Regions from separate parts of the Homo sapiens genome. Here all the other regions are linked to region 2. Evidence: chromatin loops called from intact Hi-C (ENCODE). Cell type or tissue: PC-3. All regions are shown on one strand.

The links. Peaks named below come from ENCODE experiments on the same cell type or tissue, not always from the same donor. Only the 100,000 strongest peaks of a DNase experiment are listed, where the experiment ranks them.
Region 1: it touches region 2 in a loop (22-fold over the local background); 5 of 110 quality-filtered maps call a loop at or near these places.
Region 3: a loop joins it to region 2, with 5 times the contacts of the local background. A loop is called at or near these places in 2 of 110 quality-filtered maps.
Region 4: it touches region 2 in a loop (4-fold over the local background); 4 of 110 quality-filtered maps call a loop at or near these places.
Region 5: it touches region 2 in a loop (14-fold over the local background); 5 of 110 quality-filtered maps call a loop at or near these places.
Region 6: it touches region 2 in a loop (5-fold over the local background); 3 of 110 quality-filtered maps call a loop at or near these places.
Region 7: it touches region 2 in a loop (5-fold over the local background); 2 of 110 quality-filtered maps call a loop at or near these places.

What each region holds. Positions count from the first base shown.
Region 1 is chr3:163,041,610-163,045,609 of GRCh38, reverse strand. No RefSeq gene overlaps it. Among named protein-coding and RNA genes, the nearest start is that of LINC01192, 260 kb to the left of the region's middle. RefSeq lists an enhancer at 2,285-2,454. In PC-3, CTCF peaks have their summits at 2,116 and 2,316 (motif pointing right); a DNase peak (open chromatin) is centred at 2,319.
Region 2 is chr3:162,283,974-162,287,973 of GRCh38, reverse strand. No RefSeq gene overlaps it. Among named protein-coding and RNA genes, the nearest start is that of OTOL1, 790 kb to the right of the region's middle. In PC-3, a CTCF peak has its summit at 2,064 (motif pointing left); a DNase peak (open chromatin) is centred at 1,633; H3K4me3 peaks cover 354 bases; H3K27ac peaks cover 1,146 bases.
Region 3 is chr3:161,912,899-161,916,898 of GRCh38, reverse strand. No RefSeq gene overlaps it. Among named protein-coding and RNA genes, the nearest start is that of OTOL1, 420 kb to the right of the region's middle. In PC-3, a CTCF peak has its summit at 1,968; DNase peaks (open chromatin) are centred at 1,978 and 2,728; H3K4me3 peaks cover 894 bases; H3K27ac peaks cover 2,670 bases.
Region 4 is chr3:161,558,451-161,562,450 of GRCh38, reverse strand. No RefSeq gene overlaps it. Among named protein-coding and RNA genes, the nearest start is that of OTOL1, 64 kb to the right of the region's middle. In PC-3, CTCF peaks have their summits at 1,808, 2,016 (motif pointing left) and 2,853; DNase peaks (open chromatin) are centred at 1,980, 2,850 and 3,070; H3K4me3 peaks cover 1,056 bases.
Region 5 is chr3:161,850,154-161,854,153 of GRCh38, reverse strand. No RefSeq gene overlaps it. Among named protein-coding and RNA genes, the nearest start is that of OTOL1, 360 kb to the right of the region's middle. In PC-3, a CTCF peak has its summit at 1,986 (motif pointing left); a DNase peak (open chromatin) is centred at 2,003; H3K27ac peaks cover 1,119 bases.
Region 6 is chr3:162,487,893-162,491,892 of GRCh38, reverse strand. No RefSeq gene overlaps it. Among named protein-coding and RNA genes, the nearest start is that of LINC01192, 810 kb to the left of the region's middle. In PC-3, a CTCF peak has its summit at 1,800 (motif pointing right); no DNase peak of the experiment used is centred here.
Region 7 is chr3:162,389,339-162,393,338 of GRCh38, reverse strand. No RefSeq gene overlaps it. Among named protein-coding and RNA genes, the nearest start is that of OTOL1, 890 kb to the right of the region's middle. RefSeq lists an enhancer at 3,845-4,000. In PC-3, no CTCF peak of the experiment used is centred here; DNase peaks (open chromatin) are centred at 1,848 and 2,268; H3K4me3 peaks cover 706 bases; H3K27ac peaks cover 2,462 bases.

The sequences.
Region 1 (4,000 bases), 760 kb before region 2:
ACCTTTCCCCTACAGAACTTCTCTCCCTGTGGGAAATCTCTCCATATGCGGACTCTCCTCTCCCTTTCTCCCCTTCTACTCAAGACCCTTGGAGGTCAGTGTCTAAGTACAGAGACAACTGAAGGTGTCTGTCCAGGGCTACACTCTGGTGAAACTGAAGGGTTTCCATGCAGAAATGTGTGACTACCACCACCTGCTCAGGTGAGGGACCTAGGTTCATTTTTCTTTTTTTCTTTTTCTTTTTTTTTTTTTCAGCCTTCCAGCAGCCAGCTTATAGTAGCCCTCTGGTAGTTGATGATACATGGCCAGGTCCACCCCCTGGTGTTTCCTGAAGGCCAAGGGGTAAACAGGGCTGGCTGCCTTGCCCATAATGGAGGAAATCTCTCTTACCCTCTCTGGTCAGAGGTCCCCAATTCCTTTGTGTGGTTCCACAAACATTTTAGGAGACTTAGACCCTCTGTTTCACTTGCTCTAATTCTCCCGTGAAGACAACTTCCTCTCCTGCTTCAGAGGTTCTCAAATCATGTGATCTCAAGCGGCTTTAAAGTGATGAATCTCCCGTTGTCATTCCCTCTCCTTAGCTGGTTTCAGGCTGAATTCACCCTTCTCCCTCGTTCTTCATACTGGACTGGCCATCCAGCAAAATGCCCCAGTGTCATTGGCACCAGTGCTGTAGGCCGTTGGCCCCAGTGCCAGTTCTTACAATAGTTGGGACTCCCCTTTGGAAAATGTGTCTCAGAGTCCCTGAGCAGATACAAGTGGAACCCTTTTCCATGGCAGGATGCCCAAGTGAAAATGCAGTTTGTGTCCCCAGTGGACATTAGCTCCAAGCAGCAGAAAGTTTTTCAGTCCCAGCATAGAGCAAATTCCATCTATTTCTTCAGACTCACCTCTGGGTTGCAACCTAAAACATTGGGACAAATTTGGCTCCCAGACTCTCAAAAGAAAGTGCCTAATTTTCTGTATAATGTAGTTTGGCCTCCCAGATCAACTAGCCTGGTCTCTGAAAAAGACTTTGGATTCTAATACTCTTTTGCAACTTGATGTGCTCTGTCACAAAATTTCTAAATGGCCTGAAATTCCTCATGTCCAGGCTTTCATGACTTTCTCTCGGGATCCTGATCTCTGCCAAATCTGTTGAATGTGCTTGGCTAAATTTTCTAACCCACTGACTTCTCTTACATTCTAGATGACCCTTCCTTTGCCCTTTTCCACTCTGCCCATCCAGATAGACCAGTTGAGAACACCCTTGCATCTTCTTCCCCTGAAAATTTACCTTCACATTCAAGTATACCTACTCTACCTGCTCCTTCTCCCTCACCTTCTCTTCGTCATCCCAAACTTGTATGTCGTTTTCCAGTGCCTCTGCCTTAAGGGACCCTTCTCCACTTCACATATTAGGCCAGGGTCAGTTATAATTACATTTTGGGCCCAGAAAAGATTCTGCTACACTGAGAAGGGGCAAATGGGAATCTAGGCACCATCAGAGTCCTCTTTCAGAAAGAAAGCTAAGTTTAGCTCCTGTAACCAGGACCCTTTGAATTCACAAAGGAATTCAAAGGACTTACATTTTCTTTAATCTCAAATGGCAGGACCTTTATATTAACCTTACCACCTATTGTATACATGAGAGAAGACCTTAATTCCGTATCTAGCTCAACAATGGGCAGATGAGGTTCATAACCAGAACCATCAGGAGTCTGGCCCAGGGAGAATGACAGTCCCTGATGTTAATCCTATATGGGGCTACCATGAGGAAAATGCTGGCAGGTAATGTTGTAATTATATGATTACTTCTATAATTAAAGGCATGGAAAAGGCTGTCATAAACCAGGCAACTACCCCAAACTAAGAGAGGTAACACAGGGGTCAAATAAAAACTCAACTCTATTTCACTCCAGGCTGGCCAAAGCCATGAGAAAATATACTAATACGAACCCTAAGAAGCCCTCGCTATTCTGGCTGTTCATTTTCTCAGCCAAGCCTCTCCAGGTATTAGGCCCAAACTCCAGAAACTAGACCACGAAACAAAAAGTCCTTTCCCCACTTTGCTGGACACAGCCCTCAGGTCTCTAATAATCTGGAAGAAATATTGCAGGCCAAACGAGATGGGAAGGATTGAGAAAGAGATGAGTTGCAGACTCACTACATGGCTGCTGCCATTGCAAATTCTCTGTTCATACCAAGGACCCCAGGTCAGCCATCAGGTTGGAGCCTGATGGCCACTAAGGAGCCCTCTATCTGCTATTGCTATAATCAACCAGGGAATATTAGCCGGAACTTCCCAAACCCTCCTGAAACATCTTCTGCTCCTCATAGGCCACCAGGTGGCCCCTGTGCACACTGCAAACAAGTGGGGCATTGGAAACGGGACCTCTTCCTCATGTGGGAAGGCCATCCCACAACCAACAACTCCCATTACGGGCCAATTTGGGAGGATGACAACAGCAAATGCCCCTAACTCTGCTCACAGATGAGGCTCAGAAGCCACCCAGGCTTCTCTATTTACCATCTCCATAGCTGAGTTTCAGGTAACTCTAAATGTGGCAGGGAATAAGATTGAGTCTTTAATCAACACAAAGTCTACTTATTGAGCCCTAGTTTTTCCAGAACTACCTATTGGTTCTCAATCATCCTCACTGGCATAGACAGCAAGCTACAGCAGGAACGCTTCACTTCCCCTTTACTGTGCACTCTGAAGAAAAAATGTTTTTACTTACCCTTTCCTGGTTTTATCAAGCTGTGCTATCTATCTCCCTACTTGGAAAAGATATAATGACAAAACTCTAAACTAGCTTTCAATTCCCTAAGCATGCCTGCCCAATATTAGCATTACTAGCTCCTGCCACCAAAAGCTCCAATCTCCTAAAATCCTACATTTTACAACAAGTTCCTCTAGAAGTATGGGATACCTCCATTGCAGGACGTTCTTTGTTTGCATACCCTGTAAAAATCCATCTTGAGAACCTGAACATTTTCGCAACCCCAATATCCCTTACAGCCTGAAGCCCAAATGGGCCTAGAACCCCTAATGAAAAAATAATTGAGCATGGGATTATGATGCCCTTGCAAATCACAATGCAACTCCCCAATCTTAGCAATCAGAAAGTCAACCAGCACCTACAGAATGGTCTAAGACATAAGGGCTATCAACAAGGCAGTAATCCCTATACACCCCATCATTCCCAATTCCTATGCCCTTTTAGGCCAGATTCCTTCTGGCATCTCATGGTTTAGAGAATTAGATTTAAAGGTGCCTTTTTTGCATTCTAGTACCTCCAAACTCCCAATTCTTTGTTGCCTTTGAATGGCAAAAATCCCTCTAGCCATGTTTCTCATAATTAACCTGAACAGTCTTCCCTCAGGAATTTAGCAGTAGCCCACATCTGTTTGGACAGGCTCTCACTAAAGACCTGTTGATATGGTTTGGCTGTGTCTCCACCCAAATCTTATCTTGAATTCCCATGTGTTGTGGGAGGGATCCAGTGGGAAGTGCTTGAATCATGGGGACTGATTTTTCCTGTGCTGTTCTCCTGATAGTGAATAAATCTCATGAGATCTGATGGCTTTATAAGGAGTAGTTCCCCTGCACAAGCTCTCTTTTTGTCTGCTGCCATCCATGTAAGATGTGACTTGCCCCTCCTTGACTTCCACTATGATTGTGAGGGTTCCCCAGCCATGTGGAACTATAAGTCCCATTAAACCTCTTTCTTTTGTAAATTGCCCAGTCTCAGTTACATCTTTATCAGCAGTGTGAAAATGAACTAATACACCTGTCCACCTTCCAACTCTCTCTTAATAGTGCACTGCTTTAATATGTTGATGAATTGTTTATTTTCAGCCCAACTGAAAATGTTTCAGATTTAAATACTGTTAAAACTCTCCAGAAATAAGCTACAAAGTTTCTCCTCCTAAGACTCAAATCCCCACCCAGAAGTTTCAACTTGGGACTCACACTCACCACCAGTTTAAAAGGTCTCTCTGACCACTGCAAAAATCT
Region 2 (4,000 bases):
TCCAATTTCTGAATTCTGTTTCTGAAACAGCAGAACAAAAAAACATTTTAGCCACCTGCCCATTGAACCATTTCTATGTATACTGACATTTTCCACATTGTGCTTTTGTAAGGGAAAAATGCTACATTTCCAGATGCCCTTAAAGCTGGGATGCAGTCACGTGATCCCAACTGTTTTACCAACCCTATGGTACTCCCTGAAATAAAGATGTGGAAGGGAGCAACATGAAGTAATGACTGTGTGAGAGAGTCGTCTTCTGGTAAGAAGGGTGGCAAATGTATCTGCTTCTTCTAGGATCACTCCACATGCCCATCCCAATATGATAAGCACTGAGCAGCAACTGTTGACAGAACAGTCCTGTGGTGTGATGGGCTCTGTTGCAGATGAGTTTGTTTTGAGTGTAGCATTCAAGCCTATCTTCCCTAGCCATTGCAAGGCCCATGAAGTATCATCACATAAACCCCTAAATTAGCAAGAATGAACTCAGTTGTTCCAATTAAAAACTTATAACTAGGCTGGGTGCGGTGGCTCATGCCTGTAATCCCAGCACTTTGGGAGGCCAAGGTGGGTGGATTCCTTAAGGTCAGGAGTTCGAGAGCAGCCTGGCCAGCATGGTGAATCCCTGTCTGTACTATAAATACAAAAATTAGCCAGGCATGGTGGTGGATGCTTGTAATCCCAGCTACTTGGGAGGCTGAGGCTGGAGAATCACTTGAACTGGAGAGGCGGAGGTCACAGTGAGCCGAGATGGCACCACTGCACTCCAGCCTGGACGACAGAAGTAGACTCTGTCTCAAAAACAAAACAAAACAGATCAAAAATCCTCACAACTGTGGGTGTGAAGTTAACAAAAAGACAGAAAAAAAAACTGTCTGAGGCAGATAGGACAGAAATTTTGTACACACATATAAATGAGGAAACCGGGATACAATTTCCATTCATTTAATAAAAGATTTAATATATTTGTTTTAGAAAAGAAAGAGTATATATAAAAATGCTCAGTAAACATGTATTCACCATATGAATAAAAGATGTCATTGTGATTATTACATGCCCTTAAATAATTCCAATCTGTGATTCTACTATACTTTTATTTTATGTGCTTCTTAAAAACAATGAAGCAAAGTATGTATATAGTTCATAAAAAGTTCAATTATGCTAGATTATTTAACCTTTTTTCTTTACTATTTCCTTCCTTATAACGGTTTAGCAATCATGAATATTAGCAGGTGTAGAGGTAGTCCAAATTTGTTCCAATAATTTTAAATATCGAGTCTAAAATCATTCAGTAAAATGAAGAACAAGGAATGCCATGAGTTAACAATGCTTTCAGCTAAGTATGAAAGTGAGAAGGGCAAGAGTGACTCTGACAAGCTCATGCATCTTAAATTCAGCACCACTCAATGCTCTTTCCCAAGAGGATGCCTAAATAGCACTAGACAATGGAGATATCCAGTAATAGGGTGCACTGATACAGAAACTTTACGAGGCACGTAAACGAGAACAGTCAATTCCCAAAGGAATCAACTAGGGACCAGTATTGTCACTCCTTGAAAACAGTAAGTACACACACACACACACACACACACACACACACACACACGCAGCAGCAGCAACAGTAGTAATGGAAGCAATAAGACTATAAGTAACTTGTGAGGTAACATGATACAAACAATTGTGAGATTTTCTGAGTCACAATACAATATCTTAGACATGACTCAAGAAAATGAAATTGATGAGAAACTCTATGAGTTTTAAAATGAAAAATACTTCTGGAGGTGTACTTTGCTCACATGTAAAATAAATAATTTTCAAATTTCTAATTTTCAAACTCATTAAACAAAAGATTATTGCAGCAATTGCCCTCACACCTCCACCATTCACCCTCGCTTGCATCATAATGTAAACAACTTATCTATTACAAAATTGTTCTCTGCTTATCTTTGCCTGTTTCTAGCTCTGGTTTCTGTTTTCAAAGGATGAATTACTGAATATTTTCCATTTGCAATGAGAAAACTGATTGAGATTACATTGAATCTCTGAAGTTAAAGTGCCATCTTGTGCCAAAAGTAAGCATCTCAATATAGATTAAAAACTATATTGGCAAGATGATAGTTTTCACATAATAGAGATGTGTCAAATTCATATAAAGCACTCAATATTAAATTGCCTAAATATGAACATAGTTATAAAAGTATAGATCTAGCTTTGTTTTACTTTGCTAGCAGCAGCATGTTAAGCTTTATGTGGCTAGGTTAAAGCATGCATTCTGTGTTCATGCTACCACATTTTGCATTTTGTCATTGCAGTATTATCAGCATAAAATGGATGCCATAGACCACTTGCTCTCATACAACATAAAGTTTTTTTAAGACTTAAGTAACAGTTCTTTCGGGATCAAGGGCAAACCTCAGTCTCTCTAATAAACTTGCACTGCCTGTACCAATCATGCCACTTGGAACTGATCCATTCTATTTCAAGAATTTAAATGGCAGCAATGCTCAAAACATTGTACCCAAGAGGGAAGGCCAATGCCAGCACACACAACGCTGCCAGTGCACAGTCAGCGATTGCTGGAATTCTGTACAGCAAACAAAATGGTTTCCTGCCTTTAGCCTGACAGATTTTAAAAGCAGTCTTGAGGGACTGGCCAGAGGCTGATAATATCTTTCTTACTGACAATGCCATCATGCTAACAGTTAATACATACAGTCATCATTGACTTGGCATTGCACTTCATTGAGTAAGTAATATATATGTGGAAAATTAAAAAAATAAAAAACGAGTCCATATTTTTAAATATAGCAAGTAATATACACCATAAAATTATACCACAAAACACAGTCAACCATCTAGACAATAAAAACATATCTTTCATAAAATCTCCTAGGGTTTTTATGGTTTTAGGTCTAACATGTAAGTCTTTAATCCATCTTGAATTAATTTTTGTATAAGGTGTAAGGAAGGGATTCAGTTACAGCTTTCTACATATGGCTAGCCAGTTTTCCCAGCACCATTTATTAAATAGGGAATCCTTTCCCCATTGCTTGTTTTTCTCAGGTTTGTCAAAGATCAGATAGTTGTAGACATGCAGCATTATTTCTGAGGTCTCCGTTCTGTTCCATTGATCTGTATCTCTGTTTTGGTACCAGTACCATGCTGTTTTGGTTACTGTAGCCTTGTAGTATAGTTTGAAGTCAGGTAGCGTGATGCCTCCAGCTTCGTTCTTTTGGCTTAGGATTGACTTGGCGATGCGGGCTCTTTTTTGGTGCCATATGAACTTTAAAGTAGTTTTTTCCAATTCTGTGAAGAAAGTCATTGGTAGCTTGATGGGGATGGCATTGAATCTATAAATTACCTTGGGCAGTATGGCCATTTTCATGATATTGATTCTTCCTACCCATGAGCATGGAATGTTCTTCCATTTGTTTGTATCCTCTTTTATTTCATTGAGCAGTGGTTTGTAGTTCTCCTTGAAGAGGTCCTTCACGTCCCTTGTAAGTTGGATTCCTGGGTATTTTATTCTCTTTGAAGCAATTGTGAAAGGGAGTTCACTCATGATTTGGCTCTCTGTTTGTCTGTTATTGGTGTATAAGAATGCTTGTGATTTTTGTACATGATTTTGTATCCTGAGACTTTGCTGAAGTTGCTTATCAGCTTAAGGAGATTTTGGGCTGAGACCTAGGCATTACCATTCAGGACATAGGCATGGGCAAGGACTTCATGTCTAAAACACCAAAAGCAATGGCAACAAAAGCCAAAATTGACAAATGGGATCTAATTAAACTAAAGAGCTTCTGCACAGCAAAAGAAACTACCATCAGAGTGAACAGGCAACCTACAAAATGGGAGAAAATTTTTGCAACCTACTCATCTGACAAAGGGCTAATATCCAGAATCTACAATGAACTCAAACAAATTTACCAGAAAAAAACAAACAACCCCATCAAAAAGTGGGCAAAGGATATGAATAGACACTTCTCAAAAGAAGACATTTATG
Region 3 (4,000 bases), 370 kb after region 2:
GGAATCCTTCTTATAGACTACTGGAAGAGGTCCATAGCATTTTGAGTCACAGCAGTGTCTCAGAAGAGGAAAAGTAGGTCCTCACATCTGCTTTCAAGTTGCCTTCAAACACGATCACACAAAATAAACTCAACTATGAATACAACTTTTAAGTAAAGCTATGCATTTGTGCAAGGTGAACTGTCTATGCTATGGTGAACATTTAGGAAAAATATAAAAGATTACTTAAAAATGCTTGTGCTTATTTAATATAAGGAAAGTAAGGCCAAAATAAAAGTTTGCTTAAAATCTCAGAGTCTATGGTATGATGACTTTCCATTTGGATTCTTGAAGGCTAAGATTTTGGAAATAACAGTATGAAAATGTTTGGCCTACTGCTACATTTAATAATTGTTCTTGAGCATAAAGTCTTATTCATTTTATGTGAACGCTTTTATATTTCCTAGAAACATTTTAGGACATTTCTTTGTCTGCTGCATCAAGTGATATCCTCTAAAACATTTACAGTTCTGAAGGAGACAATCTATCTGCAGTAAAGAAAGATGTGATTAAGTAGAAAGCCATCTTTTTCAAATGTATTTTCTATTAGAAAAATGTACCCACTTGTTATACAATCTTTTGCTTAGATGACTAGATTGATTTCCCTATTTTCTTTCTAAGGACTTCTAGCTTATAAACTTACAGGAATCTGATTATCTTTAAAAAGCAGTTATAATGCCAGGATTGTTCAATTCAATTTAAAATTTTAAAGTTATTAATCCTTCTTTCTTAAAAATAATTATCAGCAAGAATTAATTTATATTATTAGTGCTAAATAAAACACAATGAATAACTTTTTGTACCTACAAATACAGATACTCAAATCAATGCATCTTTTCTCTCATCTCCAAATTTTTCACATCTCTATAGCATGGCTTTATTCTAAACAGAGGGAACAATTTTATTGTTTGAACTGGTAATGTCATTCCTCTTAGACCTGCCTTTGTTCATTATTTCTATTCCGGTCTTCTTTTTTAGAACTTTGCATTTAGGATTCAACAGAGCTTTCAAAAAGAGAAAAGTGTGTGTCTGAACAGTGGGCCCCTTCTTTAACCCTGGTTGATGGGGTACAGGAATATTTACTCCTAGTAAATGTGTTTCTTATTGCATTTGGCAAGACTCCACAATTCAAATGCCAGTTACTCCCCATGAGCCTTGGATTTGTCAGCTAATTTCAACTAAAAATGATTCCTGCAATGGGTTTCTTCCAATGATTATGCTTAAAAACCAGTTGTCAGAGGGTGTTAAAACAAATTTTTTCCAAAGATTTCTCAGTTGCCTGAAAGCCCGTTTGCACTTCACTGTCACTGAAAAGCCATGATACTCCACTGAGGTGCTCATCAGCAGTCTGTCTCCTGTCTTCCACGGCAGCTGATCTGTGTACTGAAGTGACAACGCTGTGCGGCAATCCCAGCCTTTCTAAGAACCCATCTTGCTTGATTTCTTTTTATTTTTCAAGATAAGGCCCTAGGGAGGGAACTATTGGCAGAACTCTTTATTACCATCATTATTATGACCATTGTCAAACTCTGAGAATTAAGCTGTGTATGTTTTCCTGAGTTTCCTCCCCCTAACCAAAAAGAAAACAAGCCAAAAACAAAAGCAAAAAAAGCAATGGCTTGGCATCCACATCAGCACTTTTAATATAGCTCAAATTAGTTTAGCTATAGCTCAAAAAAAATACTTCATTGTTTCAGGTTGTTAACCACAATGTCTTATAAAATGAAGCATGTTTACTGTCATCTTGCAAAAGTCATTTCTTCCTTTATGAATTTGGCAACGAAGAATTTGAAAGATACCAGTGTGGGTTTGTTATCATGCACCAGCCGAAGCTGTCAGGCCTCATTACCTCCAAGACAAAAATTACAGACTAATGTATTAAATGCTTGAATAGCAACACGCCATGCACCATCTTCATTCTGTGGTAATGGGATGACACCAGCAGCCTGTAAGCTGAACTACAGCCGTCTCCCCTCCCCCTTCGCATTGCGGTGCACAGAAGGAGAGAGATGATAAACATCCAAGTAAAATCGAATTGCTGGATTTATTGCCAGCAGGACCCAGAAGCGCTTCTGTTTCTGTGAATGCAGTGCATTCATTTTAACAAACCCCATTTCAAGGGGTCTGTCACAAAGCAAACACACTTCTTATCTGGCTGAATATTTAACGTAGCAGCTCCAGGTCCCAATTTATCTCCTTTAAAATGGGAACTAGAAGTCAGTTTGAGGGGCTTGTTCAGATTATTTTTAATAAATTACTTTCAATGATTACATTATGATGTCATCCTGGCTGAAGTGGATTGATTTTTAAAAATATTTCTAATACTCCAGTCACTTTTAAAAAAATTCAACTTTGTTTTTCTATGAGGTTTATACTTTCAGACGTTATAGATAAGTCTTTGAACACATTTTACATCCCCAGAATGGAATGATGAGGTCACACTTTAAAACCTACCACACCGACAGTGATGGTGAATTTTCCCTTTTCCTGATTATCAGCCTATCATGCACATCTGGCAAACAAAGAATCCCAAATTATTTTTTCTTGGTTGAATTTAAGCTGCAAACTCCAGCCTTATTGTCCTAATTTGTTAATGTTTATGGTAAAAGGAGGCAATGGAGCTTAAATGTACAGGAGATGATGAATAGGATGGTCTGTCTGTGGTGCACAGGGACTATGAACTTCACCCTGATCTGGAAAATGACTCATTTCCTGGTCTTCACCAGGCAGATGCCTTAGCATGGCTCTCAACTTGAAAATTTCTAAAACTGAAAAGCTATGGAAAACTGATGGGAAAATAGATCATTTGGGAGGGAATAAAAATAAAATAGGAAGAGCATGAGCTCTGGAGCAAGACTGACCCAGGTGTGACTCTGGCTCAATTAATTACCCACTGGGTAGCCTAACCTCAGTTTTCTTTTCTATAAAATGGGGGGAAATAATGCCTACTTCATAGGGCTTTTTGGAAGATTAAGAGATATAATGCATGCAGTTTACCTACAGCATGGCACATTGGAAAAATTCAATGAGTGTTAGCTATTATTATTATGTGATTTTGAATAATTGTTTTAATTCATCTATTAAATATTTTGCTTGCCAAAATATTGAACTTTCTAATAATAGAATAAAAATCTGGGCTATTATACCTACTTATAGCAGTTAAGTTTTTAGTTTAAGATTATCTTTCTGTCTCTGCCTCTGTCTCCCTCTGTCTCTCTTTTTCTCCCTCTCTCTGTACTGATTAATTATACTAAATGTCTGTTCAGCTGTGAACAGCTTCCAAGTAATGAGGCTTTGTATACGCAACACTGAGTTCTTATGGATATATGTTTCACCTTTTCTCAAGTACCCTTCTCCCTACTTCTATGACTGTACCATGGCTGGTTATGAATCAACCAAAATGAAAATAAATACTTTAATGTCCATTCATGTTTTAGTTCAATATTTAGAGCTTAGTTTAACCTAACAGTTTTTTTAATTGAGCATTTATGATAATCCACTATATGTTAGGTGCTAGAATAGATCATCAGAACACTGTCTTTTCCTTCCAAGAGGGTGCATTCCAAAAGGGTGAAATAAAATGATAACCAAATGATTAAAATATAAAATGAAATGGCACAAGAGCCGTGTGAAAAAAAAAGTCTTAAGGAAATTTTATGTATTATGGGGATCAGAAACAGCTTCTATGAGATGGCATTTGGCATGAGCCTTGATGTTGGTGTAGCGTCCCTTTAAGTTGAAAAAAATGGGGTCGGTTAGGGGAAGAATGGGTACAAAAGAGAGGGGAACAATTTAAGCAGAGCAACATTTGTGTATATGGAGTAGGAGATATAAATCATATTGTAGAGGATCTTGAATTCTTAGGTAAGATTTTGTCGTTAAATTACAAGCAATGGGCAAACATTGAAAATGTTTGAACAAGGAAATAATATGACTTTGAAAAATCTGCCTTAAAAAGATG
Region 4 (4,000 bases), 730 kb after region 2:
GCTTACTTCCAGGAGATAGCTATGATGTAGGTCTACAGGAGCGCACAGCAGGACACTTGAGCCTTATAGGATAACTTGGCTTGTCCTATCTGCAAGAACTCTCACCACAGAAGTGTAGAGAACTTAATTGGAAGAAAGCAAAATCAAGCAATTAATATTTTCTGTAATAGACATTTCATAATCATAGTGTTGCATAAAAATCCATAGTGCACATTTCAGCGAAAGAGCTACAACACTCCCAGCATCTCTCAAAATTTTACAAAACAATCAGCTGCCTTGCAGAAGCTATCTGCTGGCATTATAGCTCTGGAAAACTGATTCAACCTTCAAGCTCTGAGTTCATGGGTCTTTGAGGCTGCCCAAAAGATACCCATAAAGTCCAGACCTATCACCTAGAAGCCACACATTGCTTCCAAGCACACAGAGAGGAAAGCCTCAGCATCCCGTTTCATGCCACCTGCCATTTCGGCTCTCCTCAGTAATTCCTAGTGGCTCTTCCTTCTCCGAGGCAGACATGAAAGCAGATTGGAACAGACTCCAAAACTCAGGCTGCCTTTCCTGCTACTCACCCTATAGCTGCATGGGCAATACTGACAGCACACAGAGCCAGGCCCACTGTGGACCCTTAGTAAGTGTTTGTTGAATGAATATGCATCACGGTGGTCATTGGGACCAGACCCAACCAGTTGTGAATCATGGCCTAGCCCTTTACCTTCTTGGAATTCTGTCAAAGAGAGACTCTAATCCAATTAGGGAATCAATACCCAGAAAATATCAGAGCTGTTACAGCCATGCTTTTTTGTTCTTATTATTCTGTGACATTTTAATACCTTCAAACGACATAAAAACAATAGTAATATAATGAAGCAACCTAAAATTAATGAACAGATTGATGTGACTTAATAAATGATACACAGACTCAGAAAGTAACATAAAATAAATTCGGAAAGTTACTAGTGTTTTTTTTTTTCAAACCATAAACTAACATAAGGGAGACAGAAAGACCTTTAGAAAGGACAAGTACATTTAATATAATTTTGAAATTCTTGTTTCTGAGACACTTATTTTTAAAATAATAAAGTTTAAGTTAAATATAACAACATCAAAACAACTTGCAAAGTTAGTGTCTTAATTGGGGCAAAATCAAATTTAGTTATCTTGGACCCTGATGGGCTCCTCCGTCTCTCCCTGTAGGGAGCACAGAATGAAATGGTGCATGCCAAATCAATCTCCCTAATTGCTTTGGTCACTATCACATGCAATTTGGACACATCTTGCTAAATAACATCCAAAGGCCAAAAAAGATATGACATTGAGAGTAATCCAGCTCCATGGCTTCCCTCATGCTAGTGTGATTTGAAGGACAATGGTCTGTTTCGTCAACTCTGAAGGTGTGGAAGTACCACAATGTAGGAAAATATTCACAAACGTCCAGAATGTCAGAGCCGGAAGTGACCTTGGAATATTACTAATCCTATCTTCATTCTGTAGACAAGGAAAGTATTCAGTTTTACTCCCTCTCTGTGCACCTGTAACAAGAGATTTTTATCTTTGTAGCAGTAATCATTGACCTGCTATGGTATCTATATGTAACATAGATAGTGTAAATTGATGAGATATGCATATATCTATATGCTGCATACTATAGTATCATCGACACATCTTTTCTATCCTTTTCTCGGCCTCTCCCTGACTCACACACACAATCAACCATTGTTTGAAATTTTTGACCATTTTATTCATGTATGTGGTTCTGAACTTGTCAGGAACTCAATTTGACTTCATTGAATTAAATTACAGAAGAAGGTTCAAATAATCCCCATATTTTGAATTCACAGCAGTCTCAGTGATTCTTTCGAATTCTGCTTGGACTCTTCATTTGGTCTGTGTCCAGGCCCTAATTTTGGGGGTGCGGATCTTGTAGCGCTGCCTGGAGAGCATGTATAGGAATTTTGGCTGCCTCCACCGGGCTGGCTCAGTAGCATCTGCAGAGCAACACTGCCATCTGCTGTGAAAACCTTCAAAGCAACTAAGAAAAATCTGCCAAACACTGATTTGTATTTGCGATGCCTTTGTTCTTCAAAACGCAAATCAAACTGCAATTAATCAACGTTTATTAAAATTAATTCTAACACATTCATTAACTTTTAAGGGAATTACAAGGCACGTGGCATCACTGAATGTCTACATGAAGTGTTCTCTCCAGGAGACAGAACAACACTAATAGGATGGGAGGCTCTGAATCGGGGGACCCAAGATGCTAAAGCGCTAGGTTGCTTACACACACAAAAAAAATTCTTAACGTGCCTTTTAGTGAGGTGTGTAGAAGCCTTAGATTGAAACCACACATTACCTGTCAAATGTGCTTATCCTACCGCAGTCTACAAATCGTGTTGCCCCAACCTTTCCCAGAAAGGACATTCTGACCAAGACGCATAATTTAAGTGATCTGAGATGTCATTGAAGAATGTGTCCTCAGAGAGCAGGAAGTCAGAGTATTGATGAGTTATGTCTCTATGCCACCTTAATCTTATCTATTGAAAAACTCAAAAAGATACGTTTAAACGTCCTCAAGGAGTTAACCTCCATAGTATCTTCAATACCTTATAAAACAAGAACCAAACTTCAGGATTTCTCCCTCCTATATAAGGAAATCTATTTTTGTAGACCTACAGAAAGATTTTTATTTCTCTTTCTTTTAGGAAGTAAAATATTCAAAGATCTGAACATAAAAGAATAAACTGCTGGAGGTGGACAGAGCAGGAATAGGAAGAACAAGGTGGCTTTTCATTGGTTTGGGTTTTTTGATTTGGCTTTTGCAGGCATCAGAAGTTATACAACAGCGCCACTCTAGGGCTTTATGTGGAATAACAGGCAGCGTTCGCCAGTGCTATTTTCTTCTTGGGCCCTGTTTTTTCACAGAATATTATGCAAAAAGTTAACCTGGCACAAAATGTAGCAGCATTTTTGTTTTCACCTGTTTCATTTCGTTTTGAAGGTGCAAAGAGTCTTAAAACTTTATGCTGAGATATCAGAACTTACTATTTTATGAGTCAGAAGATGCTGACTAATCTTTTAGATGGCTTGAGTCAACTACTAATTATGTGTGCTCTTGGGCAAATTCCAGTAGCCTCCCTGGGTCTCACTTTCCCATCTGTAAAATGAATGGGTTGGTCTATAAATCTGCACCATTCAATATGGTGGCCAGTTGTCACAAGTTGCTATTTAAAATTAAATTTAGTTTAATTAAAAGTAAATAAGATTAAAAATTCACTTCCTCAGTTATATTAGCCAAATTTCAAATGCTCAATAGCCCCATGTAGCTAGTGGCTACTGAACTGGACAGCACAGATGCAGAATGTTTGCATCATAGCAGAAAGTTCTATTAGCACTGACATAGCTAAAATTTATGTTTCTTACCAAACTGAATTTACATGCTTATACCAAAAATATTTTAGGAACCAATTTAATCAAGGTGAACCATACAAACAACAACCATTTGAAAAGCAAAATAGAAGAGAAAGAAAGGGACAGAGAAAGAAAATGAGGTCCAGATTCCAGGCTTCCTGCCACATTCATTACTGCTATCTGATAAGCCACTCATGTTTTAATTCCAGTCTTCAAACCAACTCATCTGCAAAATGAGGAGAAATCAAGTGCCTGCATCCATAGTCAGCATTACAAACAAGGGAGGACCTAATGTGCAGCATAAATTTTCAAAGGGGACATCTCAGGAAAGAATTTGCTGACAATTCTGTGTTCGCTTGTGGAGCACAGCCCACACAGCAGGCTGCCTGGTTTTCTTAAGGACATTTAGGTGATTTTCTACCATTATACATAGAAGGTGCTTCTAACACATCAGTTATGGCTTGGATATTACAGTAACTCCAGCACAACCTGACCTGTCGCAGTGGACCTTGGCCACACTCCAGAGAGCAATGTGCTTGGGAACTGGCAGCACGCTGCAGAGGTCTTGCTGATGGTGTGTGCATATCCTCTG
Region 5 (4,000 bases), 430 kb after region 2:
CCCCAGTACCAACCCAGAGCCAGGTAGACTCACTGGATGGCTAGACCCAGAAGAGAGACAACAATCACTGCAGTTCAGCTCACAGGAAGCCACATCCACAGGAAAAGGGGGAAAGTGAGAGGAGGTACCAGTTGGGCTTCCTGGGCCAAGTAGGGGCTCAGAAAGCTGTGAAACTCACTCATTTCCTGCATCCGGACTTACTTCGGTCCTGGATGAATAATATTGAAGATATATGCTTAAAATATTCCTAACACCACGATTTGTGCATGTGTTTTCTTCCCCAAGAAAGCTATAAACAGCAAAAATTTTGCTGTTAGTGTCCCCGTGTCCTCTCTCCCTCTCTCCCTTCCCCCTCCCCTGAAACTAAAGTAGAGGGAATGTTAACTGCCCATTTTTCTGTGACCAGCAGACCTTATCTACACTCCCAATTCCAATTCTTTGTAAACATACTTTGTAAAGTCCCGTAAGATCCTGTCTCTTTTGCCATGCCGCTGTAAGGTCATAAAGTAGATAAAGCCTAAGTTGCAATTCTGATTTTCCTCAAAGTCTAAGACATATCACAAAACAATTTACTGCCTTTGTTTCTCACTCCTGTAACAAGCTTCCCGCCTCATGTATCTCCCAACTTAAAACGTTTGAAAGGCGAATACCCAAACTAGCAGTGGCAACCTGTTTGAGACCCCTTCCACACTGTGGAACCTTTGTACCCTTGCTCTGCTCAATGAAACCTACTGCTCACTCTCTCTCAGTCCAGGTCTCTATCATTTGCCATGGTCAGCCACCGCACCAATTCTTGGTGTGGCTAGGTTAAGAACCTTAGGTGTTACATTTGGGGAGCCAGCCAGAAGACTCCAGGAAATGCATCCCAATCACCACGAAGTGAGCACCATGGACCTCTTTCATTTGCTATTCTGTCCTGTCCTTCCTTAGAATTCAAAGGCTAAACACTGGGCACCTGTCTGCCATTTAAAGGGGATTAGTGTGGCTGCCGGACTAAAGACACGAGTGTCAGGCTGTCTGGGAAAGGGCTCTCTAACAACCCCCGACCCTTCGGAGTCAGGAGCATTGGTTTGCCTGGAACCAGTTCTAACTCTTTCGCTTTCCATGGTGGTCCCGAAATACACCCAGGAGCACTCAGCGGACGTCCTGGTCTCCCAGATATCCTGGTTGATACTATGGCCCCGCCAGAGGCTCCCCCTGCATGGGTTACTGAGCATGAGACAGCCACATCTTCTGACTCCTGCCTCCTGGGTCCTAATGCCCACCAGTTAGACTTTGTCCCTCAACTCATAAGCAAGATTATTCCCACTAGGCAGGATCGAGATTCCCTATTTAGAAGCCTTAAATTCTTGGGGTGGTGCCCAGAAGATCCCTGTTCATGGTGCCCTCCAGGGTTTAGGCAGTTGTCGCCATTTGATGGCTATTTTGAAGGGCCAGTTCCCCAGCATAGTGTATGGTCCCCCACATCAGGACAATTTAAACAGGTCTGTAATTTTCATGTGGATAGGAGAAGCCTTAGAGCATTTCCTCCATTGCTCCCCGGATAGACTTTCCCCTTCCTTGGGGCCTCTCAAGTACAATCTGTGGTGCACAGGCATGGGTCTTAGAGCTGTTGAATTGTTGTTTCAACCATTCAATAATTGGTATTGGATGGAAGAAAATATAGTCAGTTGGGACACAGGATACTGGTACCCCCTTGAGAGAGAGGCTTACTCCTTTGATGGCAAGTGGGGACAGAAGGCTAAAGTACAGCAGCTGTTCTCTCGGCCCTGGCCTAGAGGACATCCACCAACCTCTTTAAGCTTACTAAGCCTCCTGTCGCTGATTCAGAGATTTCTCCTTGAAGGACAGTTTTATGGCCAGGCCCACGTAAATTGGGCCTTAGCATGCAAGCATCAGTGGTGCCCCTGACCCAGGCCTTGCCATCTTGGAACAGGTAGGATGCATTGGCAAAAGGACTACAATAAATCCAACCATCCTCGTGCCCCATCTAGTGGCCTATGGGCGCATGGCAGGAGACAAGGACAGTTTCCATTCCGTCAGTAAGCATGGTTAAATCTGGCAAATGGGAGGCTCAAGGGCGACCATGCACTTCAAGCACAATTAGACTTGACCCTTGGGGGATGCCCTAAGGGAAGATGAGTCCCTAAGACTAACCAGGTTGCGGGCATCCCTGTGTTTAAAATTTCAAATGGGCACCACACCTTCAAAACCGGACACTCCCTTAAGATGTATCCTGAATAACTGGGACAAATTCGACCCAAGACCTTAAAAAAGAAGTGGCTGATTTTCTTCTGTACCAATGCCTGGCCACAGTATTCCTTACAAAATGGAGAAACTTGGCCCCCTGAGGGAAGTATTAATTATAACACCATTCTACAACTAGATCTTTTCTGTAAATGGGAAGGTAAATGGAGTGAAGTCCCTTATGTACAGGTTTTCTTTGCCCTTCGTGACAATATTGCCTTGTGCCAAGCCTGCAAGCTTTGCCCAAATGACAGAGACCCACAATTGCATCCATACTCAGGGTCTCCTCCCATTCTCCTTCCTCACTCACTCTCCACCATCAGGCCTCACCAAAGTGTTAGAGGCACCCCGAAAAGAAAACACAAGCTCCGCGAACCACATACCCAAACTATGTCCCTTACAAACAGTAGGAGGGGAATTTGGGCCCACCCGTGTACATGTCTCTTTCTCACTCTCAGATTTAAAACAAATAAAGACAGATTTAGGGGAATTCTCGGATGATCCCCATAACACTATATAGATGTCTTACAAGGGTTAGGGCAGTCCTTTGATCTAGCATGGAGGGATATCATGTTGCTCCTTGATCAGACCTTAAGTCCTACTGAAAAGGAGGCAGTTTGGCGGCAGCCCAGCAATTTGGAGATTTATGGTATCTCAGCCAGGTAAACAATTGAATGATCCTGGAGGAAAAGGAAAAATTCTTCACAGGGCAACAGGTAGTCCCCAGTGTAGACCCCCATTGGGATACCAACTCAGATCATGGAGATTGGAGCAACAGGCACTTCCTGACTTGTATCTTGAAAGGGTTAAGGAGAACTAGGAAGAAGCCTATGAACTACTCAATGCTATCCACAATTACACAGGGAAAAGAGGAAAATCCCTCAGCCTTTCTAGAAAGGCTGTGGGAGGCTCTAAGAAAGCACACCTCCCTAACTCTGAATTCCCTGGAAGGCCAACTTATTCTAAAGGATAAATTTATCACCCAATCAGCAGCTGACATTAGGAGAAAAGTCCAAAAGCCTGCTTTAGGCACAGAACAAAATTTGGAGACATTATTAAACCTGGTAACCTCGGTGTTCTATAACAGGGACCAAGAGGAACAGACCAAAAGGGAAAAGTGAGATAAAAGAGAGGCTGCAGCCTTAGTCATGGCCCTCAGACAGGCAGACCTTGGTTGCTCAGAGGAAACCAAAAGAGGAGCAGGCCAATTGCCTAGTAGGGCTTGTTATCAGTGCAGTTTGCAAGGACACTTTAAGAAAGATTGTCCAACAAGAAACAAACCGCCCCCTCACCCATGTCTAATATGCCAAGGCAATCACTGGAAGGTCCACTGCCCCAGAGGATGAAGGACCTCTGGACCAGAAGCGCCCAACCAGATGATTCAGCAACAGGACTGAGGGTGCCCGGGGCAAGCACCAGCTCATGCCATCAACCCACACAGAGCCCCGGGTAAGTTTGACCACTGAGGGCCAGGAAGTGGACTTCCTCCTGGACACTGGTACAGCCTTCTCAGTTTTAATCTCCTGCCCCAGACGACTGTCCTCAAACTCTGTTACTATCCGAGGAATCTTACCAGGTATTTCTCTCACCTCCTCAGCTGCAGTTGGGAGACTTTGCTCTTTTCACATGCCTTTCTTATTATGCCCGAAAGTCCCACACCCTTATTAGGGAGGGTCATATTAGTCAAAGCTGGAGCTATTATCTACATGAATGTGGGGAACAAATTACCCATTTGTTGTCCCCTACTTGAAGA
Region 6 (4,000 bases), 200 kb before region 2:
TATTTTTAGTATGTTGTATTTTATGAAAGTTGAATTTCTATATATTATAATTTACCTGAATCCAGTAGTTATCTCTTGCAATAATGAACATTAAATTTACTTTTCAAGTCTTTTGTAATTAGTGTCATTGTTATGCCTGATAATTCTTGACCTATATTTTTTCATTTTCCTCTTTAAGGAAGTATTCAAATAAATCTAAAGAGTATAAAATTACCTGTACAAATTACTTATAAAATTGTTTTAAGAGTTACTATGTTTTAAAGGTATCGATTTTTACATTTTAAGGTAATTTATAATAGAATAACTAATGGATACGAAAATATACCAAAGGAGAGCAAATTGGTCACTTGGACATTTTGAAAGCATAAAACATAATTCAAAAATAAACAAATACCTTCTAGTTTCTAAAACCTTCATAATTGTGTTAGATATATTCATTGTCAGCATCCTAATAGCATTTCTACATTCAATATTTCTAGTGATCACACGTAAAAATTAAATAACTTCAAAAAATATTTTTCAATCATTATACATTTTAAAGCAATCTTGATTTTTAAAGAAGGCCAACTCACAAACATAAGTAAACATGTGAAAAACAAAACAAAACAAAAAACAAATAGCTTGATGCGGTGGCTCAGGCCTATAATCCCAGCACTTTGGGAGGGTGAGGTGGGAAGATAGCTTGACTCCAGGAGTTCAAGACCAGCCTGGGAAACACAGCAAGATCTTGCCTCTACAAAATACATAAAAATTAGGGTGGGATGGTGACCTATGCCTGTAGTCTCAGCTACTCAGCAAGCTGAGGTGGGAGGACGACTGGAGCCCAGGAGTTCGAGGGTACAGTGAGCCATTATTGTGCCACTGCACTCCAGCCTGAGCAACAGAGCAAGAACTCAAATAATGAAAAGAATAATAAGAAGCCCATGACAAAATAATTGAATATTTATTATTCTAAAACAATTTGGAAAGCATGATCCAGGATATGCATATTTTAACACTTCTCTTTTCAGAAGTGCCAATGGAGCTTTCAGATGTGTTCTAAAAGGAAATTTAGTGCCTCTCAATTTATCAAGGCAAAGTAATTAAATAATAATCTGTAACATCTAGTCCTTTAAGTGCAAATTATTGTCTCATAAAATAAACCATGAGATGCAAATTATAAAATAAAAAGTTGAGATTTCTTTTTCTACATGTGGAATTTTGCCTGATATGTATGCTTATATGTATGCTTATATAGGAATTCTATATCTAAACAACCTGAAATGCTTCTGCTGATCCTATACTTTGAAATTTTTTCAAATAATGTTTATTTTGTACAGCATATGGTTTATTGTATCTGTTAATTTCCTATTCTCTTCATAGAAAAAGATTTGCATTTATATGTGAAACATCAGTAATATTCCATTATAAATCAGAGGCCTATCTGAAAATGACTAGATATATTCTGACTTACACAGAAAATTCGAGCATTTAAATATGTTTATTAAATATAGTAAATAAATCAGTGTCCCCTAAATTTTCAACTCTGTTATAAATAGCAATAGGTACTTTTGTTAGTTATACTGTGCTCTCCCTATTCTTCAAGAAAAACAGTCTGCCCTCAAATCATCATTTTATTCGTAGTAACTATTAAATAGTTGAAGTAACATTTTTTGTTTCATCTTTAAGATTTTTTGATTATTTGATTTTTATATATATCCTATTAATGTGCATGCCAGCTCTTAGAGGATTCCTGAAAAATGATGGTTCATATCATGTCAGGGATAGTCCTTATGCAAACATAGCAATTAGAAACTGTTTGGTGGAGAAATCTATTAAGGATCCACTAGGTGGCTCAGGCTTATAATTCCAACTAATTGGGAGGGTGAGGTGGGAGGACTGCTTGAGCCTAGCAGTCTAAGACTGTAGTGCGTGCAAGGGATGATTACAGCACTGCACTCTAGCCTGGAGACAGAGTGATACCCGACTCTAAAAACAAAACAAAATAAAACAAAAAAGGAACAAATAAAGGTAAAAAAGAGAAAAAAATTATTAATTTAATTTGAAATTCTTCCCATAGAAAATGAAGAATTGAATATAGAGATCTGTCTTTTGCCTAGATTCCCTGGACCTCTAATATGTGTGACCATTTTTTTACTTGAAATTTGGTCCTTTGAGATAATAATTAAATTTGGATGCTACAGGTCTTACTACAAATCATTGTTAGAAAACTATGTGAGGTCAACCTTCAGTTAAAAGCATATGCAGAAATAAAAGGCCTCTGAGTGATATTATTGGCTGTTCACTCTTGGAAGTGCAAGACAGGCTTGTTTTCTCACCTATTTGAATCCAATAAAAGCTACTTAAATATGCTACTACCTCCCTTCTTATCATCTCATCACCAAAATAACCATGAGAGAGCATGTGGAAATGACTTTTTCTTTTTTTTTATTTTATTATTATTATACTTTAAGTTTTAGGGTACATGTGCACAACGTGCAGGTTTGTTACATATGTATACATGTGCCATGTTAGTGTGCTGCACCCATTAACTCATCATTTAGCATTAGGTGTGTCTCCTAATGCTATCCCTCCCCCCTCCCCCAACCCCACAACTGTCCTGGGTGTGTGATGTTCCCCTTCCTGTGTCCATGTGTTCTCATTGTTCAGTTCCCACCTATGAGTGAGAACATGCAGTGTTTGGTTTTTTGTCCTTGCGATAATTTGCTGAGAATGATGGTTTCCAGCTTCATCCATGTCCCTACAAAGGACATGAACTCATCATTTTTTATGGCTGCATAGTATTCCATGGTGTATATGTGCCACATTTTCTTAATCCAGTCTATCATTGTTGGACATTTGGGTTGGTTCCAAATCTTTGCTATTGTGAATGGTGCCACAATAAACATACATGTGCATGTGTCTTTATAGCAGCATGATTTATAATCCTTTGGGTATATACCCAGTAATGGGATGGCTGGGTCAAATGGTATTTCTAATTCCAGATCCCTAAGGAATCTCCACACTGACTTCCACAATGGTTGAACTAGTTTATAGTCCCACCAACAGTGCAAAAGTGTTCCTGTTTCTCCACATCCTCTCCAGCACCTGTTGTTTCCTGACTTTTAATGATCGCCATTCTAACTGGTGTGAGATGGTATCTCATTGTGGTTTTGATTTGCATTTATCTGATGGCCAGTGATGTCTGGAAGACCATTCCACCTCTAATTCTTAGCACTATTTTCCACAAGGTTAAATTCTGCTAATCTTTAAAAAAACATACCTTACTGAAGCCACTCCACTCCCCCAAGACAAAATTAGATCCCCTTGATAAGCACTTCACACTTTATAGTTATTTATATTTGATTGAGTACAGTTATAAACTGCAGAGAGAAATTTCAGTCAAGACAGACTGCATATACTACGTGGTCCCATAAGATTATAATGAAGCTGAAAAATTCCTGTTGCCTAGTAATGTCATAGTGGTTGCAAGGTCTTAGTGCCCCACATTATTCATTTGTCTGTGAATAAACAAATTGGTGTAAGCAAATCTGCTGCTCTGCCAGCAGTATAAAATTATAGCATATACAATTATATATAGTACATAGTAATTGATAAAAATAATAAATGACTATGTTACTGGCTTGTGTATTTACTATACTATACTTTCCTTGTTATTATAGAGTGTACTTCTAACTTTAAAAAGTTAAACGTAAATAGCCTCAGGCAGGTCTTTCAGGAGGTATTCAAGAAGATGATATTGTTATTCTAAGAGACTAGAGTGTTCCATGCATGTTATTGCCTCTGAAAACCTTCCAATAGGACAAAATGTGGAGATGGAAGACAGTGATATTGATGATTCTGACCCTGTGTAGACCTAGACTAACGTGTGTGTTTATGTTTTAGTTTTTAATAAAAAGTTAAAAAATAAATTTTAAATATTTAAGTAGATAAAAGTTTATAAAATAAGGATAAAATAATAAAATATTTTTGTGCAGTGTTTTTGTGTTTGAAACTCTTA
Region 7 (4,000 bases), 110 kb before region 2:
AATGGTAAGGGCCAAGTTGTTTTCATCTCCCATTTTTTGTATTCCTATCTTGTTACGACATTGTCTGAAATCTCCTCTCCCCTCAGTATCTTCCCCTTTTGATTTCAATTCCTTGCTTAAAAATAAAAAAGGAATTAAACAAAAACAAACCATATATTAGCTTCCTCCCTGTATTCCTGCTGTAACACATCTAATCTGCCTTCAGGCATGATAATTTTTTCTGTCTACCAGAGGAAGATTTGTGAATCGTGAATGAGAATGAAAAACATAAAAATACTTATTTCAAGATTTTATCTGGCTACATGCATGTATATTATCCAGGTAAATGATACAAGTGTGAACACACATAGGTACATGCACACATTATATTAAATACATGCTCTGAGGAAGGCAGGGGCTATGATTTACTTTTTCACCTTTGTGTTCTCAACACCTATAAGGACACCTATCAAAGAAAAAAAATTCTTCAATAACAGTATATCCTGGCTGTGTATCATTAGACATTTGGTTTATATTTTCTGTATATTTTCTGTTTTCTCTCAAGATCTGCTTGATCACTCCACCATTATTCTCTGTGTCATGTGGAGCTAACTCTGTGGACTACATGAAAGGGCTCTCTTAACTTCTGGTTTCCAATTTTGTTTAACGTATGGGAAGCATTGGCAAGAGATGTGAGTGTAGGGCTCAGAGAAAACTTCCCCTCTGCCCTCTAAAGGTTCACTGAAAATAAACTGACACTAGGCAGATTAATAGGACAAAAAGGCATACACATGTTTTCAATGTGTATAAGCAAAAGGGAATCACAAGAGCATGATTACAGAATAACCTGCTGAGGTCCAGATGCTTATATACCCTTCTTTACAGAGGGAAAGGAGATAGGGGGAAGTGTAATTTTAAGGGGTAGGGGGCAATTTGTAGGGGGAATGAATGAACTCAGAAGACACAAATTAGCTTGTAAATGATTCTCTTTGGAATTTGAACAAAGTTCATCTAAATGTGATTACATTACTGTCTTCTTTGATGTGATAGATAATATGACATTTCAGCAAGGGGATAGAAGCAATTGTGTTCTCTTTGGCAGTCTGGACTTAAGGTAGATAAGGAAATATTAGCATAGAATTTCACCCTGTGTTGGCGGTGGGGATGGGAAGAGGTCAAGAAGTCCTTGCAGCATGCCAAAGCATCATATTTTGGGAGCATTGTTTTCTGGCCCCAATAGAAGAATTGGAAAATATTTATTTCTACTCCCTCCCTCCCTGCAGGGTCATCACAGTATGGCCGTGTCTCTCTGCCAAAGGCCACAGCTTCTTTCAGTGAGGAATGCATGTATTACAGCTACAGCTTCTCTTTCTGGGTCTCAATGACTGTTCCCCCCCATTGTTTCTCAAGCCAAAGGGTGATTTCAGCTCCAAATAATTTAGATAATCTTGATAGTTCTTATTAATCTTATAATATCTTCACAAATAGTTCGTTTATTAAATATTAATTTTTAGATTAGATTTTGCTATCTGTCTTCTATCAGGACTATGAATGACTAATACAAATTACCTCTTCTATTTTTCTGCAGTTTCTAAAGTCAGACTTCTACTTCAGTCTTCACACTCACTTAAATAAACCATGATATTTTAATAGTCCTAGTTCTTATAAAAGCAAGAGTTCTTGCTGAGATTCTCCATTTGTTAACATTCTATCCTTCCAACCCTAGAAACTTTTGCTTTTTTCCCTATTCGAAGTAACAATGGTGTCAGATGAAAGGGCAAATTCACAGATTACAAATAAAGAGACTGTAAAACATGATTCACACAAACTTCTTTTCAAAGATGAATCATATCACCTTTCAGAATACTAGTGGATAAACAACCGGCAAAAAAATTGCCCTGAAACAACTGTGCTGTGGACTCATGTAAATTCTTGTCATTTCCCTAGATTTTGCAGCTTTCCTTGTTACTTGCTTTTCCCACTAGCAATAATAGGTTTAAATCAGAGAAAAGAATCAACATATCTCACTTTAAAACATTTTTTTCTTCTAACTCAAAACAGTTTTCTTTTCCTGATGAAGAATTTCTCATAAAGGTTTTGAGAGATCTCCTTTTCTCTCAACAGATTTCTTTGTTCCAACCTAATTATCGCTGTTATGTTGTCCTCCTCATTCTTCAAACTGGTGTGTTTTAAGTTGAGTCATCTTATCAAGGCATGTTATTCCACATTCTTCTTTCTCTACTCCTTTTTAATGAGTAAGAGTCCCTTCAGCCCTCCACATCTTCAACCATCATCCTGTTAGTCATGTTGTGTCAAGTTTTTGAGCCTCACTAGAGAGGTGGAGTAATGGGAAACGTGATGCCACACATGATAGACACTGGAAAATTACCCTCCCCAACTCTGAGGGGACGGAGTATGGCTCTAGAGTAAATGACTGGAAGAAGTTTACTTTTTCTTGGAGAGCAAAGATCTCACAAATTAAATTCATATGGAAGTCAGAAGTATCCCCTATTAGCCATTTTTCTCTATTATTCTAACACAATCATAGCTCCAAAATTACCTCTAATATATATCGTATAGAAATAGTGTAACTCCTTACATAGAAAAATTATATCTTGAATAGAATAATAAAAGAAAAAATATATCCAACATAATATTGATAAGCTTTGAAATATCTTTCTGAATTACTTCTTAAGGATAAATGTAGGCTTATAATCTGTTTTACCCCAGTGTTCAGAGATTCGTTAGTTTTTGCATTAGACCACCTGTCATTCAGAGATGACCTAAGTAGATCATTCCAGTTGGGATGGATGTTTTAGATACTTTGAGGGTTAAGGCCTTAAAGAAAATTTGGAAGCCACTTGCATGTGCATTTTAAAGTTAGGTTAATTACTGCAATTAGTTATTCACACCAAGGCAAGAGCAAAATTGTCTAATTCTGCGAGAACTAACAAAACTGACTGAACAGTAAGTGAAATTATATGAACTTATCTCCTGTCAAAACTTACCCTTTACTTAGAATTCAGGTCAATTTAATTTAGTAATGGTGTTTTGTTTTGTTTTGTTTTTCCTTAGTCCAGTACTCTGGTTCATCAGAAGACATGGAAAAGTTTGTCAATTGCCAAATGGTATTTTATAATTAATAGAAATAGCTTTTAAAGTAAATCATCCTTTAAATGTTGATGCAACAAAATAAGAGAACCAATTTTAAAACAAATTAATAAATATATGAATAATTAGCATTTATTATTATGCATCAGGCATTGTTCTAAGTGCATCTTAATCCTCCAAATTGTGCTATAATGTAAGTTATTATTATCTCCATTTTACAAATAAAGGAAATGAGACTGAGAGGGTTAAATAACTTGCCCAAATGGCAGACCTGGCTTTCTTAAAGTGATCTGTCCCTGCCCCAAACCATGCTTCTATCCATATCCTAAATTTTAAATATGAATAAAACTAATTTTGCTGTATAATTTATAAGCGGTCTCTTCAAGGTCCAAAGAAAATCACTGGTATATTTTAAATCAGAATTTCATTATCTCAACAAATACTTTATTCTTCTATTTATTGCATTAGTGGAACTTAAACAATTGATGCATGAGATTACAAGAGTTTTAAAACAGAAATGTATTTTAGCATTAAATCAGCTATTTAACAACAAAGTATGCAAAGTTTTACATCCTAAAAGAGCCATTTAAGCATTACCATGACTCTAATTTGTCAGTGCTATTTTTAAAATACAAGCTCTAATTGCTTTTAATTTTTGAACTCTTAAGAGAGTTCAATGTTTTTATATTTCTAAGATAAATATAAATAAATTACAAGACAAAGTTAGAATAAGAGGTCTTGTCTCTTGACCATTACAAATGAAAGCAGATATATTTAAACACCTGTTCAAGTTCTCTTTCGATTCATTTTGGCCTTATCCGCATTGTCTAAACAATTACATGCAGAGCCTTCAAATGGTTAAGGCCAAAAACTGGTTGTTTTCCTTTATTCAAGGATAGTCGCCTTATTT